Regions from separate parts of the Homo sapiens genome. Here region 1 is linked to region 2. The links are chromatin contacts, found by Hi-C or POLR2A ChIA-PET in ENCODE. All regions are on one chromosome and are shown on one strand. Each heading gives the region's core, a stretch centred on a gene start or an enhancer-like site at or near the end of the contact. The rest is flanking DNA. Distances are from core to core; before and after follow the strand shown. Region 1 has its middle 6.1 kb from the start of CIMIP2B. Region 2 holds the start of TPM2 (tropomyosin 2).

The links. Hi-C counts contacts between places; a loop is a spot of excess contacts on that map. ChIA-PET counts read pairs that join two places held with the same protein, here RNA polymerase II (POLR2A). Pooled maps may share reads with other maps.
Region 1: a pooled map shows a loop between it and region 2 (2.1-fold over the local background). The contact joins the enhancer-like site here to the promoter of TPM2 in region 2. A Hi-C loop is called at or near these places in 1 of 168 maps with a recorded cell type or tissue (ascending aorta) and 5 of 50 pooled maps. POLR2A ChIA-PET finds 5 or more read pairs at or near these places in 2 of 52 experiments (BJ and activated CD8-positive, alpha-beta memory T cell).

What each region holds. Positions count from the first base shown.
Region 1 is chr9:35,567,404-35,572,479 of GRCh38, reverse strand. No RefSeq gene overlaps it. Among named protein-coding and RNA genes, the nearest start is that of CIMIP2B, 6.1 kb to the right of the region's middle. RefSeq lists an enhancer at 2,848-3,007. Within about 2 kb of position 1,624, at least 5 of the 41 ENCODE cell types and tissues checked have a DNase peak (open chromatin) inside an H3K27ac peak, as active enhancers do.
Region 2 is chr9:35,688,238-35,693,146 of GRCh38, reverse strand. It overlaps TPM2 (tropomyosin 2), which reads left to right and starts at 3,222. Exons shown (of 9, transcript NM_003289.4): 1 at 3,222-3,443; 2 at 3,876-4,001. The coding sequence starts at 3,330. RefSeq lists a silencer at 1,805-1,884 and an enhancer at 4,780-4,909.

The sequences.
Region 1 (5,076 bases), core at 375-2,874, 120 kb after region 2:
GGTAATGCTGCCTAATAAAGCTATTGATATTTGAATATATTTTTCAGGTAATAAGCATCTTACAGTACTCTTATTAGTTCTCATTGTTCTTCAGTTGCTTCTCAGGATTTTGTAGTTAGGCCGATGATGATTCTTTTCTTTCTTTCTAATATTTATGGTTCTTATTAATTATTTTTGTTTTATGCATTGTCTATAGTAACTTTGAATAGTAAAGGTGATAATGAGCATTCTTGTCTTGGTTCTGACTTTTATAAAGTGAAGGACTATGAATCCGACATGCTGGCATTCATCTTATGCCCATGGCAAACAAACATAGTTAATCCTTCTTAGTACCTTTTCCTGCTAAGCTATGGCCCTGTTTCAGAAGCTCCCCAGTAACATTCCCATAAGTGACTATAGCTGATTTGATTTGGTACAACAGATAAGATTTATTTCCCAGTCCTCTCTCTGATGTTTCTTCTGGATATAGTTTGATATTGGCTATTCATTTCAAATATTCTTTATCATGTTTATATTCCTGGTTTACTAAAAGTCCTTTTTAAGGAGAATCACAAGTAGATATTTAGTTTTATAAAATACCTTTCCAATATCTGCCAGGGTGATCAAATGGCTTTTATATCCTTTGGTTTATCATATGTTAATTGCACTAAGAAATTTTCTAGTTTAATCACTGTGGTAGTTCTGGAATAAATCCTACTAGTCTCTTTTTTTTTTTTTTTTTTTGAGGGTCTCTCTCTGTTTCCCAGACTGGAATGCAGTAGCACAATCATGGCTCACTGCAGCTTTGACCTCCTGGGCTCAAGCAATCCTCCCACCTCAGCCTCCTGAGTAGCTGGGACTGCAGGAATGTACCACCACATCTGGCTAATTTTTTATTTTTAGTAGAGACAAGGTCTCACTGTGTTGCCCAGGCTGATCTCAAATTCCTGGGCTCAAGTGATCCTCCTGCCTTGGCCTCCCAAAATGCTGGGATTACGGGCATGAGCTACCACACTTGGCTCTACTAGTCTTAATGTATATTATTCTTTTACAATATTACTAGACTTGTGTAGTTCATACTATGTGCCAGACACTTGTGCTTGATGCTGAGGATATAATCATGAACAAGATAGACAGACATGGTTTCTGCCCTTACTGAGCTGTCAGTCAATTCAGGGGTGATAAAGAGCAGAACATTTGCCACCACTCCCCTCATCTGAAGCTTTGGCAGAAATCACTCAAAACATGCTGTCTTGCAGAGTCTTGGAAGATCTCAGAAAGGGGACTGGGATCCTTTATTGGCATCTGCTATGAATTGGAGGAAAGATGACAGTGATAGTAAGCATCCTGCTTTTTTGCTGTTGCTAGTTTGATGTTTTATTTGGTGGCATTTTTTATCTGTAGAACTTGTGTGAGGTTTGTTAGGTATTGAATTTGTTGTCTTGAATTAAGTTTTTGCTAATTTTGTAAATCAAGTGGCGTGTGGGTCTTTTGGTAGGGGCATCTACTTGACCACTTTTTCCATTCTTTCTTTTTCTTTTTGAGACAGGGTTTCCGTCACCCAGGCTGGAGTGCAGTGATGCAATCATGGCTCACTGCAGCCTCAGCTTCCTGGGCCGAGGTGATTTTCTCACCTCAGCATCCTGAGTAGCTAGGACTACACGCCACCATGCCTGGCTGATTTTTTAAAAATTTTTTGTAGAGATGAAGTCTTACTATGTTGCCCAGGCTGGTCTAGAACTCCTGGGCTCAAGCAATCCTGAACCTTGGCCTCCGAAAATGCTGGGATTACAGATGTGAGTCACTGCACCTGGCCCAATTCTTTCTATTGTTATTTTATTCAGATGTTCCATCATTTTGAGTTGATTTTGATTTATATTTTCCAAGACAATATTCATTCTTATTGACATTTTCTAGTTTATTTATATAGAGTTTCACTAGTATTCTTTTGTAGTTAAAACACAAATTCCTGGCTGGGCGCGGTGGCTCATGCCTGTAATCCCAGCACTTTGGGAGGCCGAAGCAGGTGGATCACGAAGTCAAGAGATCAAGACCATCCTGGCCAACATAGTGAAACCCTGTCTCTACTAAAAATACAAAAATTAGCTGGGCGTGGTGGCGCATACCTGTAATTCTAGCTACTTGGGAGGCTGAGGCAGGAGAATTGCTTGAACCCCGGAGGCGGAGGTTGCAGTGAGCCGAGATTGCGCCACTGCACTCCAGCCTGGCGACAGAGCGAGACTCCATCTCAAAAACAAAAACAAAACAAAAAAACCCCCCACAAATTCCTATGTGCCTGTTTTTAGCCACTTCCTCAATCTGTTAGGGGTGTTGTATAGTCTTTCTCTTGGCTAACTTTGCCAGCAGTTTGCTTGTTTTGTTGTTGTTTTAAACAACTCTTATAACAGTTCAATTGTTTTTCTGTTTTCTGATTTATTGGTTTCTATCAGTTTCATTCTCCTATATTTGTTAGCTTTATGACGTTCTTCTTTTTCTAGCCTTTTGAATTGACTGCTTAGTTATTAGCTAGTTAATTTAGTTAGCTGGCTAGTTGCTTTTAGACTCATTTGCCTGGCTAGTCTGTCTGCAGCCTGTCCTGCTGAAGCCATCATGGTCTGCACACATGCCCTCCTCCCTCCCCAGCTGCCTGGTTGAGGTGGTGGCCTCTGCATCTGCAGTGAGGCCAGGCCGAGAGAGATGAGTGAGGTCAGGATGGTGATGCTCACCTGTGTCTGTTTCTCTTTCCTTCTGGGACGCATGGGAGACTATACTTCTGAGTTGCAAAATGTGAACAACTGGTAAGTCAGGTAAAAGTGACATTTGTCTTGCAACTTTTCTATAGGTTTGATATCGAAACTCTGGGTAATTCTGCAGCACACTCTGCTTAAGCAATCACTGTTGTAGAGATGATGGGGGATGTGGGGTGTAGAAATTTCCTGATGAACACATGCATACCAGAGTTATCAGGGAGTAGAAACTAATAGTGACAAGTCCATTTGGAAAAGGGAGCGAGAGAGACAGATAGAGACAGACGGAGTTGAGCAGATGTGCAGAGAGAAGCACCTGGCCCCAGGGTGAGAGTGAAAATAGCTGCCTCAGCTCCTGTTCACTTTCACGTTCTCAATTCCCGTTTCACGAGGCCTAGCTATATGGCAGTCTGTACAGTATACAGTTCCTTCCTTGGATACTCAGGAAATCTATCCATTCTTAAGATATCCTCTCTTCCTTCCACTCTTGGCTTTCTTCTTTTACTTGGACCAGCCAAGGTAGGCAATTGTTTCTTAGAGCAGCTCCCACTAGAACATTTGTTAGTAATGATATTGATAGTTTATTTATTATTGTGCTTTATTGTACCGTTTAAGTTAATCCTTACACTATTAGCATTTTCATTTTATAGAGGAGGGAAAAAGAGATACAGAGAGGTTTGCTAACTTGCCCAAGGTTGTACAGCTCATAAGTGATGGAGCCAGGATCAAGCCTATATATATATATATATTTTTTTTTTTTTTTTTTTTAATTTTTTGAGACAGAATCTCTCTCTGTCGCCCAGGCTGGAGTGCAGTGGTGCGATCTCAGCTCACTACAAGCTCCACCTCCCTGGTTCACGCCATTCTCCTGCCTCAGCCTCCCCAGTAACTGGGACTACAGGCGCCTGCCACCACGCCCAGCTAATTTTTTATATTTTTAGTAGAGACGGAGTTTCACCGTGTTAGCCAGGACGGTCTTGATCTGACCTTGTGATCCACCTGCCTCGGCTTCCCAAAGTGCTGGGATTACAGGTGTGAGCCACCACACCCAGCAGGATCAAGTCTATATTCTTAATCATGAGGCCAGTATGTGTTTGAGGCTAAAAGTTGCCTCTGAATTCATCTTTGATTGAATTCTCATTTATTTATAAATAATTGTGTATAACTGGAATTTTTTCTTTGCCCCAAGGGTTAAGGTGTTTTTGTTTTTTTTTTAATTTTAATTTTTATTTCTTTAAGAGACAGGGTCTCACTGTGTTGCCTGGGCTGGAGTGCAGTGGCTATTCACAGATGTGATCATAGCGCCGCCCTACAGCTTCAAATTTCTGGGCTCAAGCCATCCTCCCGCCTCAGCTTCCCAAGCAGCTGGGATTACAGGAATGCACCACCACGCCCAGCTCAAGGGAGTATTTTTAAATGTCTAAGTGTTAGGTTGGTTGTTTGTTTAGCCTATTTTAAAATTTTAAAATTGTGTTTGTGTGAGGAAATGTGGTTTATTGTGCTTCTTGGAATTTTTGAGATTTTTCTTCATGGCCTATTATAAGATCAGTTGTTTTTGTTTAGATCTTCATTGTGGTATTTATTTTATTCTGCCTTTCTCTGTACCTCTGTCTCTTCTTTAAAGTGGTTCGATCACTGAGGTCAGGCATTGTCTGTATTGATCTATAAGGCAACTGCCTAGTAGAAATATTTAATAAGTAGGCTGAATAAATGAATATTGATCCTTGTGGATTTGAGGAGTGTTATATACATAAAAAATCCAGGCCAGGTGCGGTGGCTCACGCCTGTAATTCCAGCACTTTGGGAGGCTGAGGAGGGTGGATCGCTTTAACCCAGGAGTTCAAGACCAGCTTGGACATGGTGAAACCCTATCTCTATAAAAAAAAAAAAATACAAAAATTAGCCGGGTGTGGTGGCATGCACCTGTAGTCCCAGCTACTCTGGAGGCTGAGGTGGGAGGATCACTTGAGCCCAGGAAGCGAAGGTTGTAGTGAGCTGAGATTATGCCACTGCACTCCAGCTTAGGTGACAGAGTGAGACCCTATCTCAAAAAAAGAAAAAAACCAAAAAGGTAGAAAAAGGTAGAATAGAGACCAGGCCATTTCCTTTCCTTCGATCCCTCCAAATACCATGATTCCTTGTCATTTCTACTTGGATTCCCTCCACCACACCTCTTTGGACCTCAAAAGCATAGATTTCAATTGTCATAATCTTTGGTTTGGCACATTCTCATCATTAGTTCATACTTTGTTATAATGTATGCATTATAAGCATTTTTTTTTTTTTGATACAGAGTCATGCTCTGTCACCCAGGCTGGAGTGCAGTGGCATGATCTCGGCTCACTGCAAC
Region 2 (4,909 bases), core at 1,973-4,472:
AAAAATAAACAAATAATAATAATAATAAATAGGCCAGGCGTGGTGGTTCACGCCTGTAAGCCCAGCACTTTGGGAGGCCAAGGCAGGCGGATCACTTGAGGTCAGGAGTTCGAGACCAGCCTGGCCAACATGGTGAAACCCTGTCTCTACTGAAAATACAAAAATTAGTCAGGCATGGTGGTGCATGCCTGTAGTCCCAGCTACTCAGGAGGCTGAGACAGGAGAATTGCTTGAACCTGGGAAGCGGAGGTTGCAGTGAGCCAAGATCGCACCACCGCACTCCAGCCTGGGCAACAGAGCAAGACTGTTTCAAAATAAATAAATAAAATAATAAATAAATCTTTCCAACTGCATATCTGTTGTGAGACAGGATTTTCTTCATATGTCTCAGTAACCAACATATAGCAACAGATCAAATATGGAAGGAGATATTGATAATACAGCTGTCCCCTTGGAAGCCAGAGAGTAAAGAGATTCGTAAAAATGTAAAATAATTTCCATACTCTCATTAATTCGGGGAATGGGAATATAGTTATCTTTCATTTAGAACATTATGTTAACATGATTAATGTGTAATGAGTTTATTTTTGTTATTTTTAACGAATTGATACATATTTAAAATTTTTCTCAAGTTTCATTTTAATATGGCAACTATTGGTAGATATAACCCACTTCAACAAAAAAGCTGTTTGGGGGTCTTCAATACTTTTTAAGAGTGTAATGGGTTCTAAGACCAAAAGACCCACACCGTATTAGTATATTTGATAAGTACCCAGAAACTGGTACATAAAAAACTCATCTGGCAAATGTTCATGAAGTGCCAACTCTATGCCTGGTGCTGTGATAGGCCTTGGGGATTCAGAATTGAGAACAGTCGTTTCTGTTGAGGACTCACAGACCGGCGGAGGCGCCAAACCGGTATAAGAACAGTTATACCATGGGACTAGGATGAGGGTGAGAGCCCGCACCAAGAACACGCACCTATTAGGTGAGGCGGTGGGAAGAGAAGTGGCCAGGGAAGGCTTCCCAGAAAAGCTGACACTTACTGAGTCTTAAAGGCCACCAGGAATCAGCCAAGGGGATGGGCATTTTAGGGAGAGAGAACAGAATGCATAAACTGTGGAAGCTTTAAGAAAAGTATGGCTATTTCCAGCTCCTGCACGTAGCTCATTATGAATGCAGCATGAGGTACAAGTATGAATACTGGGGGTGAGGTTGGGCATGGAAGGAGATGAGGCCAGAGAGGCAGGCAACAGCCAAAACAACGGGCCTTCTATACCATATTAAGAAATGTGGATTTTTTTTTTCTCCTCAAAACAGGCAGGGTGCCCGCACGCCTGTAATCCCAGCTACTCAGGAGGCTGAGTCGGGAGGATCACTTAAGCCCATAAGTTCAAGACCAGCCTGGGCAATCTAGCAAGCTCCCGTCTCAAAAAAGGTGGGGGGACAGGGATTAGGGAGGGGTTTTGGAGAATTTTAGATAATATTCGCATTAACTTTTAAAAAGATATTTGACAACAATGTCATGGGACAGTCAAATGAATGAATGAGTTGAGGAACTAGAAGTAAGACTACAAAACAGACTGAAGAAAACATAAGGCGCGGCCAGAGGCCAGCCCAGACCGACCCGAGGAGGAACCTCCTTGGTAGAAGGCAGCCTCTCCAGGATTAGGTGGTTGTGAGACGCGAAGGGCAGGGGATACCCAGTGGTCTAGCATAGGCTACTGGTGGATGAGGCGTCTTCCACGGAGTTAGAGGAACACTGCGAGGTCAGGCCAGGGTTGCTCTCCGTGTGGCTAGCAGGCAGCTAAACAGATCTGAATGCATTTCCACGCCACCTCCCCACCGCCCCGGCCAGCGGCCTCGGGTTCCCACGGTCCCCAGCCCACTGCAAAATCCAGGCCTCCCGCCCCTCTATGACTGGAGGGTGGGGGCGAGGCTAGCAGCTCCCTCCCGGCTTCCTCCGCTTGTTCTCTCCTCCCCTTCCCCCTCCTCCCGGCGGCTCTCCACTTCCTTTCCCCCCACCCCACCCCAGGGAAAAACGAAAACAAACACCCTCGCGCCTCGCGCCTCCGACTCCCAGACCCCACGACCCGGCTCCGGCGCTGGTTTGGCGGCCTGGGTGGGAGAAGGCACCTCGCCCCGGACCCCCTATGCCCCGCAGCTCAGTGACTCTTCCCCTCGCCCTCCGCCTTCCCCGCCGCAGCCCGGCTCCGCCTCCCAATGGGGAAACATCCCAAAAAAGGGCAGAAAAGAAATTTCAGCATAAAGTTGGCCCACTGGGAAAGAGAGGAGCGTCCGCGGGGAGCGGGGGAGAAGAGGGAAGGCGCGCGGAGGGGAGTGGGGCCAGGCGGAGCCAGGGGCGGGGAGCGGAGGGGCTCGGGACGCGTCCGGGTGGGAGCGGGGGCGGGGAACGCGCGGTGACCAGCCTGGCCGCAGCCGCGTGGAAAATATGCGGGGCACGTGGGGGGCGGGGCGGGGAGCTGGGTCCTGAGCCGCCGGGTGCTCGCAGGAAGGGCCTGGCTCCAGGGGCAGGGGCTGGGAGGGGAGGCGAGGGGATGAGAGGTCAGGCCGGTCCTGGGGGCAGCAAGCCCGGCCACACTCCCCACCGCGACCGGGGCTCTGGGCTCGCTTCCTGCTTCAGTTTCCCCAAGCTCCCGATGAGACTCCGCTACTACCACCACGTCGATAACGCAAACCTAGAGGGACTCAGGGTAAACTGAGGCACTCAAACTGCCGAGGAGCTCCGCCTCCCGAGAGACATTTAATCCGGGGGGATTTGCAGGAAACTTCTAAATTAAGGGTAGCGGCTGCTGCAGCTGAGGGGGGGCACGCCGGTCCCTGCGCCCGGGCAGCTGCCGTGAGCTCACGCCCCGAAATAGCCCCAGGGGCCCCAGCCGCAGCTGCCACTGGGTCCGGCTGTCACTCAGAGGAAGCACGGAGCCCCCAGCCCAAGGGTCCCCTCCCCTTCGCATCGCCGGGGTTTTTCCAGCCGACCGTCGGCCACTTTTTCCTCCGACGGCTGGCAGGGAAGAGGGGGATGGGGGCGGGACCCCAAGGGAGGCGGTCCCCAGTGGGTGGGCGAAGGGGGCGGCCGCACCCCCCGGCCGGGCCGTGCTTCTGCCCCTACAAGGTTTGGGCCGAGGTGGGGGAGGGTCCTGGTTGCCGGCCCCGCCCGGTCCCTCCCCGCCTTTTAGGCGCCCGCGTGGCCGGGACGTCCCAGTCCCGCTCCGTCCTCCTCGCCTGCCACCGGTGCACCCAGTCCGCTCACCCAGCCCAGTCCGTCCGGTCCTCACCGCCTGCCGGCCGGCCCACCCCCCACCGCAGCCATGGACGCCATCAAGAAGAAGATGCAGATGCTGAAGCTGGACAAGGAGAACGCCATCGACCGCGCCGAGCAGGCCGAAGCCGACAAGAAGCAAGCTGAGGACCGCTGCAAGCAGGTTAGGGCCGGGCCCAGTGCAGCCTGCTCTCCCCGCGCCTAGGGCAAGGGTGGGCCGCTGCCATGGGTCCCCCAGCCCCGGGCCTGCCCGCCAAGGCTCTCTCTCACCCAGGGTGGGGGCTGGGCCTTCGCAGTACCCTCAGGGCCTTCGCCAGAGCCGCTTCTCTCCCCTACAATAGCCTGGGGAAGCCCCAGGCCCCTGGTTTCCACTCTGCCTTTGCAGAGCGCGGTTGGTCCTGCTCCTTGGGGCCTGAAGTTTTCTCTGTACCCTCAACGGGTCCCACCAGTACCCTTGACTGTACTGTCCCTTTTATGTTATTCCGCTTCCATCCCAGTAGCCTCCAAATCTTAGTAGCGCCCCTACACACACCGCGTCTCCATTCTGGGCCTGGGCCCCCTCCCAGCCTGGCTGACCAAGTCCCCTCTGTCCCAGCTGGAGGAGGAGCAGCAGGCCCTCCAGAAGAAGCTGAAGGGGACAGAGGATGAGGTGGAAAAGTATTCTGAATCCGTGAAGGAGGCCCAGGAGAAACTGGAGCAGGCCGAGAAGAAGGCCACTGATGTGAGTGTGGACTTGGGGGACAATGGGAGGAGTTAGGGCTCTGGGAAGGGGCCCCCCGGGTATGGGAATAAGAGGATTGGGGCACCTTATCCCCTTATGTCCCCAGCGCCAGGAGAGAAATGGTTTCATCTCAGTAACCAGGGCTAGGGTAAACTTACACAAGTAATCCAAGACAGTGGATAAATCAAAACCACCTACCACTTCCCCCAGAGGACTTAGCCCTGTAATTCTGTTTGGTTCCAGCTTTTAGAATGTACAGTGATCAAGCAATGAGTCATTGTGGGGGTGGAAGGTATAAGAATTTACCATCTACCTCAATTAATCCTCCAGCTGAAATTGGAGAGGAGACTGCAGCCGTTTGGGGATGGGGGGATGTGGATGTGAGGTACTAGCCTGCAGGAGGAGGGAGAGGGATCCAGAGATGAGACCCCACTTGAGTTACAACCCTAAGGGGCCATTAGAAATTCCCTGGCCTTGACCTCTGGCTTCAGCAGCCCTGCTGTGCCCTGGGGCCCCAGCTCAGGTTCTAATGGCTCCTCATTTACCCTCATTAAGCTGTCAGCCTGGAGACCATGCCAGGCCACAGGGCAGAGGGACAGGGCCACAAATGCCAAAGCAGCTACCTTGGCAGGTCATTTACCCTGAGATTTCTCTGCCCACCCCACAACCCCAACCAGACTTCACTTCCTGCCATTCCCAACCCCCAGCTTAAGGTAGGAGAATGGCCATATGGCTTTGGTGTGGTGGTAGTTTCCCCATTCTCTGCCTCAGTTTCCCCATCTTCCTTCCACCCAGGATTGTTTTAAGATGAACCTATGGTTAGATTAGCATAAAGCATGGTCTGAACATCAGAGATGACATAGCTGTTTGTGTCGACTGCTCATGTTCCCAGCCCCCCAGGGGTTGGG